Linked DNA regions of Mus musculus: region 2 is linked to region 1. The links are chromatin loops, found by intact Hi-C in ENCODE. Cell type or tissue: left cerebral cortex. All regions are shown on one strand. Links, peaks and the distances in the headings refer to the core of each region. The heading gives the core; the rest is flanking DNA. Region 1 has its middle 8.1 kb from the start of Zfp612. Region 2 overlaps Marveld3 (MARVEL (membrane-associating) domain containing 3).

Region 1 (5,380 bases), core at 287-5,286:
TATCTTTCTTGACGCAATACTCCAGGTATGAGACTCCTTCAGAATACTACAAGAGTACCAGCTCTTAGTCCCACAGATTCTGAGTCTCAGATTCCATGTTAATGGCTTTTTAATATGTATTTTTTGTTTTCTTCTTAACCCAGCCAGCTCCCAAATAATTGAGACTTGATTGTTATATATATATTTATCAAGCTTCAAGGGCACAACAACTGAGCAGTATTGCTCTATTTTAATCCTCTAAACTAATCCATGTCCCTCCTAGCCCAGATCCCCGAGAAATGTGCATTTTAGTACTTATCTGGCTTTCTCTAATCCAGATGTTTTACTCCTGGTGTCTCTGGAACTCTCTCCATATGGTTAATCCTCAGTTCCTCTCTCTCCTCCTCCCCTGGCTGGGAGAATGCCCAGTCCTTACCTTATCAGAGTAGCAGATAGTCTCTGTTTCCCTCTAAAGATGACACCAAAGACAAATTTATTGCTGGGCATGCAGAGTGGAACATATCTGCTCAACACTCAGGAAGCCAAGACAGGAGGATTGTGAATTCAAGGCCAGCCTGGTGTTTGAATAAGCCAATAGTGTGTCGCTATGCTGAATTCCACACCCCTAAGCCCCTTACCCCATAATAACCCCTAGCTTTCGAGCCTCGTGGCCGACATCTGTTATCTCCTGTGTGGATGCATGTCAGTCTGGAGCTCCGTCATTAAACGACCTCATGTAATTACATCAGGGCGGTCTATTCATGATTCTTTGGGTGCACGCCGGATTGGGAATTGAGTGGGGGTTTCCTCATTAGGTTCTATCACTAAGATGGATATACTAATTACCACCAAAGCAGAGAAGAACAGAACCTCAGTGGACACATCGCATTGCCTCCCAAGCTTTCCTTGGCTCAGGCGTTTGAACAGTGTGGCTTCCATGGTCTAGTCTTCCTTGTATATTCTAAAGACTTTTGAACATATGCTACCTCTAAGCCAAATGATACAGAACTTACACAGATTATGTGGAAGAGGGCCTATGCTTTAAGTGCTAGCCATGGAATCATTAAGACTCAGGGTCATGAAACAAAATAACAGACTGAAGAAAGGCAGAAGCAATGGGTGAGCGCTTGCATTTTAAAATTCCACACCCTGAAGATGCCCCTAAAGGTTAAGGGCACTTAGTTATGGCAAGACAGAGAGAAAGGAAGTTACAACGGTACTTAAAGCAAGACCCTTAAATGCCACATGACTGCCTACTGCGTGGGTCTCAGCCGCAGGTCCACAGGGGGGCTCCTGAAGATGACTGAACTACACAAAAATCGTGATGACCGCAATGTCTAGTTGTCAGACTCTCTAACCCTGAACCTCGGCCCTGCCGAGAACACGCTGTTCTGATTCTGCCTATGTGGTCACCCTTCCTTATTTAATTCTGGAAATGAATGACAGCCCACAAAACAGCTCTATATTCCTAAAAATTGACATTGTGTCTCGGTTCTGGTTACTATTGCTGTGATAAAACACCAGGACCAAAAGCAGAGTGGGTAAGAAAGGGTTTATTTGGCTTACACTTCCATGGCACTGAAGGAAGTCTGGGAAGGAACTCAACAGTGCAGGGACCTTAGAGGCCTGGAGCTGATCCAGGGGCCATGGAGGGGTGACTGCTTACTGGCTTGCTCAGCCTGCTTTCTTATAGAACTCAGAACCACCAGCCCATGGGTGGCCCCACCCACAATGGGCTGGGTCCTCCCCTCCCCCATCAATAGCTACTAAAGAAAATGCTCTACAGACTCACCTACAACCTGATCTTCTGGAGGCATTTTTCTCAGTTGAGGTTCCCTCTTTCAGATAACTCTAGTTGGTATCAAGTTTATGTAAAATTATCCAGCATGCATTGCAACACACTTAAAGCCATCCTCTTATATATACAGTGTAAGATTGGCTTAATTTCAGCATCCAGGTTACCTAAGACTCCTCTGATGTTGTTTAGGTTTTTTTTTTTACTTTGAGGGTAAGTGAATGGGTCCAGGACCTCAGAAGGCAGGTCAGGGTAGACAAAAAACAAAAAACAAAACAAACAAACAAACAAACAAAAAATCCAGACATGCAGTCGGGCTGGTAAACAACAGTCTGAAAAGGAAGAGCCAAGCCATTCAAGACTCTGCAGTTTGTGCTTGTTGGGTTGTTTGGTGTCATCAATGGAAACTGGACATTTGTCATTAACTGACTGTCCATTGACTAAGCATCTAGAACTTTTCTCACTGCCAAGAGAGCTTCCACCAGGAAAAAAAAATGTACTGCCACTTCAGACCAAACCTTCTCATTAGTTAGCCTTCTAGAATGAAACCTCTTTGATTCCATAAATACCACTCTCATCTTTCACTGCTGTCCTTACAGGGGACGATAGGCCTCAATCCGTTTAGACACTCCCTGCCTCCCACTTTGCTGCTGCAGGTGGGAGCAAAGCCATGACACATACATGCTCACTCTGCCCCATATACATACAATAGCATGTGCACTGTGGTCAAAGTTCATCTGATCAACTTGATCCAACCCTCCACCCGACACCAAAGGGCCATGCTGCTTGTGTTTAAGGACGCCCAGCAGAGGGCGCACACGACCTATGAGGCTGGAGCGGTACATTCTGCTTTCTTGATTATCTTCCTGAGAAAGGACTTGCCTAGAATTTGATGGTTGAGGCAGGATAGTTCCTAGGGTAGCCTATCTTTTATACCTCCCGACAATCTACAGTAACTTCTGCGTATCAAACCTCAAATTTTTGTAAGAGTGACCCTTTCCTACCTTTTAAGGCATCACAACTCCATCTTCTCATAAGCTCTAGCATCTGGATTAGAGTCTAGTCGTTCCTCAGGCTCTGGTGCCTGGTCAGCTATGTGAGTATGACAAGGGCATCCTCGGACCCTCCCACTCATGGGCTCTTCGCCTCCTCACTGCCTTGGGCTTGGTTGATGCAGCATAGCAGACCTTCCTTCTCATTCAGCTCTCCTACAAACTGTTTCTTTTTCATTCATCTGACCAACTGGGCAGAGACAAGTATATCCTGGTCTCTGCTAACAGAGTCAGTTTCAGCCCAATTCCCTGTCACTGTCCACTTAAGACCAACATCACTACTCAAATCGTTGATAACAGCACTTAAATATTCCTGGAATCCAACTCCCCTTTACCTTAGCAACACCTCTCTGGTACCTGCAGACACTCACCAGCTCTGATGTAATACTACACTGACTATATCTTCTGTCCAGCTGATGACAAGCCCTGGAAAGTCTTTTTTTTTTTTTAATATCTTGAGTGACTCAACACTAAATTCGGTGATTCTTGTTAGAAACTTGTGAGAAAGGAATTTGCAAGAGCCCTCCAGGTGACCCTTGGTGCATAGTAATGTCTAAGAAACCTGGATTACAGGCTAAGACCCAGGGCCAGGAACTGTTGTGTCAGATGGGAAGCAGACTGAAAAAAAAAAGCCACAACAAGCTTATACACAGAAACTCCACCTGGGAGAAATCTGCACGCAAAGTCCTACAAAAGGAATAACCCTAAATGTGGGGTGGGAGAAGTAGGAAAGATGGAGGTAGCCTCTCTCCAGGGAGAAGAGAGGTGTCAATGATCAGTCTTGAACCTGTCCGACGAAAAGACAATATTGTCAGTGATTTCTACAAGAGTATATCAGTGGCCCAGCACGCCAGTTAGCAATCCCTGGGAGTAGGTTTACCCCAAGCACCGTGGAGACCCTGGAGATCAAACTCAGGCAGTCAGATTAAGCGGCAAGCACCTTGACCTACTGAGCATCTTTCCAGTCATTGTAGAGGATTTCACATAGTTAGGGTTTTTTTTTTTTTAATCATGTGTGTACTGTGTGTGGTGGTAACATGCGTGTGAATGCAGGTCCCTGTTGTGTGCAGAGGCACTGGATGGCCTGGGGCTGGAGTTATGGGCAGCTGTGAACTACCTAACATGGGTGCTGGGGAAGTGAACTCAGGTCCTCTGCAAGAGCAGTGTATGCCTTTGCTCCAACCCACAGGGGAAGATGGAAGAGCACATTTATCAGAAAGAGAAGATAACTCTTCTAGTACTATCTCACCTCATTTTTTTATGTTTAAGCCTTTGGTTAACTTGAGATTTTAGTTAGATGTCAAAATAGTTTTTAGTAAGTCCTTATAAAATTGACAGTTATTTTTCTAAAGTTAATTTGGAAGTGGATTTTTTTTTTACAACTCAAAAAGCTAAATTTTTTTCATCTAAAGCTCTTCAGAAATGGTGGCTAAGTTCCCATGTATCCCAGGCTGGTCTTGAACTTGCTATGTGTGGGATGTGGGAAGTCTGAAGGTCCCTGTGCTCACAGATATGGGAAGCAGGAATGTCAAACACAAAATGTTGTTCCTTCCAAGGAACAGATGTCTGACCTGCTATCCACCCAGAAAGCTGGCAGCAGATGTGGTTAATAGCCTAGTGATCTTTGCGCTGTGTGACCAAGACCATCCTGGATCCTTCCCCAGAGCCTCGTTATGAGGTTTTCAATCTGTTGAACCCATCCCTACGGGGAATGTCACAGGTACTTTACAGAGTCTTTATGTCTCTTTGACTAACGTAAGAGGTAGATATTTTGTCTTAAGCTTTGATGTGCATGTGGAATTGAGTTATCACCATGAAAGTTTTCACCAAATTGTGTTGTGCTTAAATATGACTAAAACAAACCACTCACATTCAGACTCCCAAAGTTTGAACCAACTCCAACCACTTAGTCATGTTGAGCCAAGCTACCTTCTGGCTCAGATCATTTCTCTACTGGCTGTGGTGGCACAGAGACCCTCAGAGCTATGTAACCAAGGGTAACATGGAATGAATCCTCCTGCATCCACCTCTGGGATTCAGAAACTACAGGCATGTCCCCAGTTTATACACTGCTGGGGACTGATGATGCAGCTCACGCATACTTGGTGACCACTCTGCAAACTGAGCTAAACCCCTAGCCTCGATTTGTTGTGTCTTAGTCACTGTCCTATTGCTGTGAAGAGACACCATGACCAAGGAAACCCTTACAAAAGAAAACACTTGATTGGGCCTCAATTACAGTTTCAGAGGGTTAGTCTATTATCAACACAGCAGAGAGCATGGAGGCCTGCAGACAGTCATGATTCTAGAGAAGCAGCTGAGAATTCTACATCTGGACCCACAGACAGCAGAAAGAGAAAGTGACACTGGATTTGGCTTGAGCTTTTGAAACCTCAAAGCCCATCCCCCCACCCCACCCCCACCCCTGTGACACAACTCCTCCAACAAGGCCACACCTCCTAGTGCTTCTCAAGGAGTGCCACTCCCTGATCATCACGCGCTGGTAGTCACTCTTATTTAATCCACTACATTTTGAAATCCTAGTCTTGTACAT
Region 2 (5,380 bases), core at 214-5,213, 120 kb after region 1:
ATCCCTACCTCTTTAAAGCCACACACACCCTCTTCACCCTCCCATCCCACCTAGCCCTGTCCCCAGTCACCACCTGTGTGCCACATCTCCAGAACTCTGTTCCACTGAGACCACTCCACAGATGGAGTCACTCATTATGTCACCCTTTGAGACCAGAACTTCTTTCTCACTCATAATCACCTTGAAACTTACCCAGGTCGCTCCCTGTCCATTCCGCTGACCCAGTCACAGATAAGCTCTCCCTGCATTTGGCTCTTACAAATAAAGCTACTACTGTCAAGACTCACGAACGTGTTTTTGTGTGGACATAGAGCTCTCTTTCTTTTTTTAAATTTTGAAGCTGGCTCTCAGTATGTAGCCCAGGCAGGCCTCCTCCTCAAGGTTCTCCTTAAACTGCCAAGTAGCTTTTTATTTCTTTAGGGCTAATGCCTAAGGGTACAATTGTGGAGCCACACAGTACACACATGTTTAACTGTCTTAACTACTCTAAGGCAGTTACAGCACTGCATGCTTGTAATTCTAATACTTTGGAGACTGGGGCAGGTGGATCGAGAGTTCAAGGCTAGCCTGAGCTACAAAGACCAGATATATATAATTTTTTTGCATTTCCAAGTTTTTCAGATTGGCATTGATTTTCTTTTCTCTCTTTATTTTTTTTTTAAGATTTATTTATTGTTCTACTTAAGTACACTGTAGCTGTCTTCAGACACACCAGAAGAGGACATCAGATCCCATTACAGATGGTTGTGAGCCACCATGTGGTTACTGGGAATTGAACTCAGGACCTTTGGAAGAGCAGTCAGTGCTCTCAACCGCTGAGCCATCTCTCCAGCCTGGCATTGATTTTTCTATGTGAATATTTATTTTATGTATATGAGAGTTTTTTGTGTGCACTGTTTGTATATCTGGTGCCTGCGGAGGTCAGAAGAGGGCACTGGATTCCCTGGAACCGGAATTAAATCGGCCTAAGAGCTGGTGCATGGGTACTGGGAACCCAACCCAGGTCCTCTGTAAGGGCAACAATTGCGCTTACTGCTGAGCCAACACTCCACCCACCCAGCCAGCAATGATATTTTAAAGTATGTTTTAGAAACAGAACACCTGGGCTGGGGTTGTTCAGCCCATCCGTAGAGCACTTGCTGCTTGCATCCTGGGTCCCACCACAAGCACTGGGACTTTTTAAAATGACATAGGGTGTTTTGTATTGTTTTGTTTTTTTTTAAAGACAAAACCAGGGGGCTGGAGTGATGGCTCAGTGAGATAAGAGCACTGACTGTTCTTCCAGAGGTCCTAAGTTCAATTCCTAGCAACCACATGGTGGCTCACAAGCATCCTCATGGGATCTGATGCTCTTTTCTGGTGTGCATGAAGACAGCTACAGTGTACTCACATACATAAAATAAAAAGATCTTAAAAAAAAAAAAGACAAAACCAAGAGTGTTGACAATGTTGCTGAATCAGATCATTTATTTAAAGGATCCAGGGAACCCCTACCTTGATCAGGTGAGTGATCCAACCTTAAACCGGACTCTCTCTTCCCCTAGGTGTGGTGCAGATAATGGAGGTGATTTTGAATGCCATGGTTCTCATATGCATCGTGGCTTCCTATTTTGTCCTGGCCGGATTCAGCGCCAGCTTTGCCAGCGGCAGCGGCTTCGGAAATAACTATTACTCACCTTTTGAGGGCACCGAGTTGGAGCAGGTTCGGCAGCTGGACCAGCAGTACACGATCCTGCGGTCGCCCCTGATCTACGGCGGCGTGGCTGTCTCCCTGGGGCTGGGCGTCCTCACTATGGGCGTTTTACTGCAGGGAGCTAAGAGTCTAAGGAAGCTGCCCAGGAGATGGCTGCTGCTGGAGGCCGCCTTCAGCCTCCTGGCCGCGGTGGGCTACTGCGTCGCCATTGGCTTTTACCTGTATGCGGCGTTGCGCATCAATTCCACCGACACTTGCAAAACCAGAGAAAGAGTCTACGCCCGCAAGGGCCTCACCTGGATGAACTGCCAGCTGGCGGGCACCGATGGGGCAGCAGCCACCTTCGCTTGTCTTCTAGTGATTTTATACGCGGCCAGCGTGGTGATGGCCCTGCGGGCCTACCGAGAACAGAAGCACTACAAAGACAGCCAGGAACAACACAGAAATTACCGTGATGTTCCAGAATACCTGTGGTCCGGGACGCTCTAAGGAGAGCTGGAACCTCCTTTGTTCCTCCCCTACAAGCACAACGTGATTTCCCATACTTGATTCCTAAGCTCCCTCAGTGCTCAGGCACCTGAGCAGAGTAAAGTTGTGAAAGGAGACCAATCAGTCTGCTGGACCACTCCAATGAAAGCTTAGGGGGCGGAGGTGGGGCGGGGCGGGATCATTCTTTGAAAATAGGGCTCTGCCTTGTGGTAAGGCTATAGTGTTAATTAAGTAGGAGACCAGCCAGAGAAGACACATCAGAGAGTAGCATGTGCCGTGCTACAGTAGAACTCCTCCCTCAAACTGTAAATAACTGTAGTGGGAACCGCATAAAGGCAATGGGGAGGGGCTGGAGAGATGGCTCAGCTGTTAGGGGCACTGGCTACTCTTGCAGAAGACCCAGGTTCCCTTCCCAGCACCCACTGTGTCTCACAATGGTCCGCAAGTCGTCTGGGAAAGGAGGGATCCAACGCCCTCTGCTGGACTTCAAGGGCACTGCATGAATGCCGTGTACCTATATGCATATAATTTTACACTTTTTTTTCTTTTTCTTTCTTCCTTTTTTTTTTTTTTTTTTTTTTGCGGGGGGGGGGGCAACAGCACACTACTAGGCAGTTGTGGGGCTGGGTTCAAATGAGTAACTCCCAGTGGCCAGAGGAAAATATTTTCCACTAGCTGTGCCATGTACATTTGTGGGGAGGAAGGTTATGCCATTGGAATTAACTTTTGATTTTTCTCTTTTAAAATACAAGTCCTTGATGGCCAGAGGGATGGCTCAGCAGGCGAAGGTGCCTGCTGCCAAGCCAGATAAATGGCCTGAGTCTGACCCCTGGGGCCCACATGGTGGAGAAAGAATGGACTCCCTCAGGCTGTTCTCCAAGCTTACACCCTGACATCTGCACTCACACCCCATGTAGAAATCGGAAAACAGGGGCTGGAGAGAGATGGCTAGCTGGTCGAGAGCCATTTACTGCTCTTGCAGAGGACTCTAGGTTCAGTTCCCAGCCCCTAACATGGCAGCTCACAACCATCTGTAACTCCGGCTCCAAGGATCCAACCTGCCTGAGGGCACAGGCACACAGGTCATGCACACGCAGGCAGGCAGGCAGGCAGGCGAACATCCAAACATAAAATAAAAACGAAGGAATTCTTAAGAAATGAGGCAAAGCTCAGGGAGAATTAATCAGGGAAATCTCTATTGTCACCCTTGGCCTGGTAGTGATTAGTGTCCCGCACTAAGGCTTGATAAGTGACAAAGAAACTTTGACAATCGCCAAAATCACATGTGTGCCCTTCAACAAAAGACTGGCACCCCCAGGGCACTGTTTTCATGATTTCTCTGTGTTCCTATTGTTATCTCTGCCCACCTTGGATCTTTCACTGGATAAGGTAGACTGACTATGTGACCCCAGCCCTGTGTCCGGTTGGCTCCTGGGTGGCAGCTCCTCTTCTGATTAGAACCCATCAGGGAGTAAACTAACCACACTGCCACAAGTCCAGAGTTCAGTACTAGAAACCCTCTAGCAAACCCGATGGGATTCACTATTTGTCGGGTTACGCTGACTTGTCATTCGTGTGCTACAAATGAGGAGGCAAGGTCCAAGAAGGGCAAGGGCTGATGTTCCTTACCAGCGACTCACTGCAGAACATTATTGTTCAGTGGTATAGAAGTTCTTCCTATCTACCACTTTGGCACAAATGACCGAAGCTGTGACTTCTGTTCAATGTTAAACTGCTTTAAACAGGTTAACTTTCCCACAGTCACAAAACCTGTAAGCAGCGGAGATAAGACTTGGACACAGAATAGAGGGATGGCTTAGCAGTTATGAGGATGCTTTTCCCAGCATCCAATCAGGTGGCCCACAACCTCCTATAACTAAACCTCCAGGGGACCTGCTATCTTCCTCTGGAGTCCACAAGCACATGTGCACACACACACACACACACACACCCATAATTAAAAAGAAAAATAGATCTTAAACACACACACACCACCACCACCACCACCACGGCCCTCTGAGTCATAATAGAGGTGTGTTACAAGTAACAGACAAGTCCTTGTGGCCTTCAGGACGCCGTGGAATATCACTGGCACTGGAAAACAAACTTGAGACCACTTGTGCCACCTCAGCCCATATATCACATGGGACAGAGGTATCAAGAAGCGGGGGTACAGTGCTTGCCTGGCAGGCACACCGAAAGAGCTGAGTGTGCTGCCAAGAAACCAAGTGTTTAAAATGTTGATTCCGGATGAAGAGGAAGCCTGAAAGATGACTTCAACACGGCCTTTACTTGGGCTGAGAGGTAGCTGATCTTGTTTGAAATCCACAGACTAGAAGACACTTGGTGAGAGCAGAGAGAGCAGTAAGCTGGAGGCTTAACTGGACGCTAATTCTCTTGGAAAGCAACACTCACCAAGTCTAAAGTCCTAATGCTCCACTTTAACCTCATGGAAAGAACGCTGCCCAGGGTTGCTTAGCTACCTGACTCCTGCGGTGCCAACAGCTGTGATATACTTAAGGAACTTAACGGCTCATAAACCGGTTTCCTCAGCTAATAGCCCTCATTTGACAACTATGCTGCCTATAGTGACTTTTTTTGTGTCTTACTCGCCCCAAGCCATGGCTGGCTTCAGACTTCTGAGCCTCCTGCCTCCACCTCCTAAGTGCATTTCTTCAACCATAAACTTTAGTGAGTCATCTCTGTTGCCATTCCAGCAGAAAACGGTGCTATGGATTGGGTGTGGTCTGTGTTCTCTACTGTCACAGAAGCCTTGGCCGTGAGATGCCTGGTGCTCTTAGAAACATGACTCATTGGTTACTAGGGTTGACCAGGTCTATCTGGCTGAGCGGCGACCCCTTCCTTCTCCACTCTTCCCTGCGTCACTCCAGAAACAAGCATCTCCCTCTTCACTAACTGCCTGGGTCAGATACTCTGTTATAAGGGCACAAAGCTGACTAGCAGAAAAAATATATACGCTATTTTCATACCGGGGGTGGGGCGGGGGGGGGGAGAATCATTCATTTTGGAGGTCTCCCACGCTCTGGGCCCACACCCACGAAGGATGGGCAGCAGTAACTGGACCTAACAGGAAGTTATAAAGCAAAATGAGGTTGAGAGGGGTAAGCTGGAGGGCAAAAGTGGGGAGCAGCCATGATCATATTTCCTTGTATATCTGTATGAGGTGCTTAACAATAA

The links. Hi-C counts contacts between places; a loop is a spot of excess contacts. Peaks named below come from ENCODE experiments on the same cell type or tissue, not always from the same donor. Only the 100,000 strongest peaks of a DNase experiment are listed, where the experiment ranks them.
Region 2: a loop joins it to region 1, with 7 times the contacts of the local background. A loop is called at or near these places in 1 of 42 quality-filtered maps.

Annotation. Positions count from the first base shown.
Region 1 is chr8:110,068,993-110,074,372 of GRCm38, reverse strand. No RefSeq gene overlaps it. Among named protein-coding and RNA genes, the nearest start is that of Zfp612, 8.1 kb to the left of the region's middle. In left cerebral cortex, for the core only: a CTCF peak has its summit at 2,573 (motif pointing right); a DNase peak (open chromatin) is centred at 2,590.
Region 2 is chr8:109,944,827-109,950,206 of GRCm38, reverse strand. It overlaps Marveld3 (MARVEL (membrane-associating) domain containing 3), which reads left to right. Exons shown (of 3, transcript NM_212447.2): 3 at 1,545-2,298. The coding sequence ends at 2,182. Among named protein-coding and RNA genes, the nearest start is that of Marveld3, 15 kb to the left of the region's middle. In left cerebral cortex, for the core only: a CTCF peak has its summit at 2,664 (motif pointing left); DNase peaks (open chromatin) are centred at 1,840, 2,019, 2,645 and 4,911; H3K4me3 peaks cover 1,162 bases; H3K27ac peaks cover 700 bases.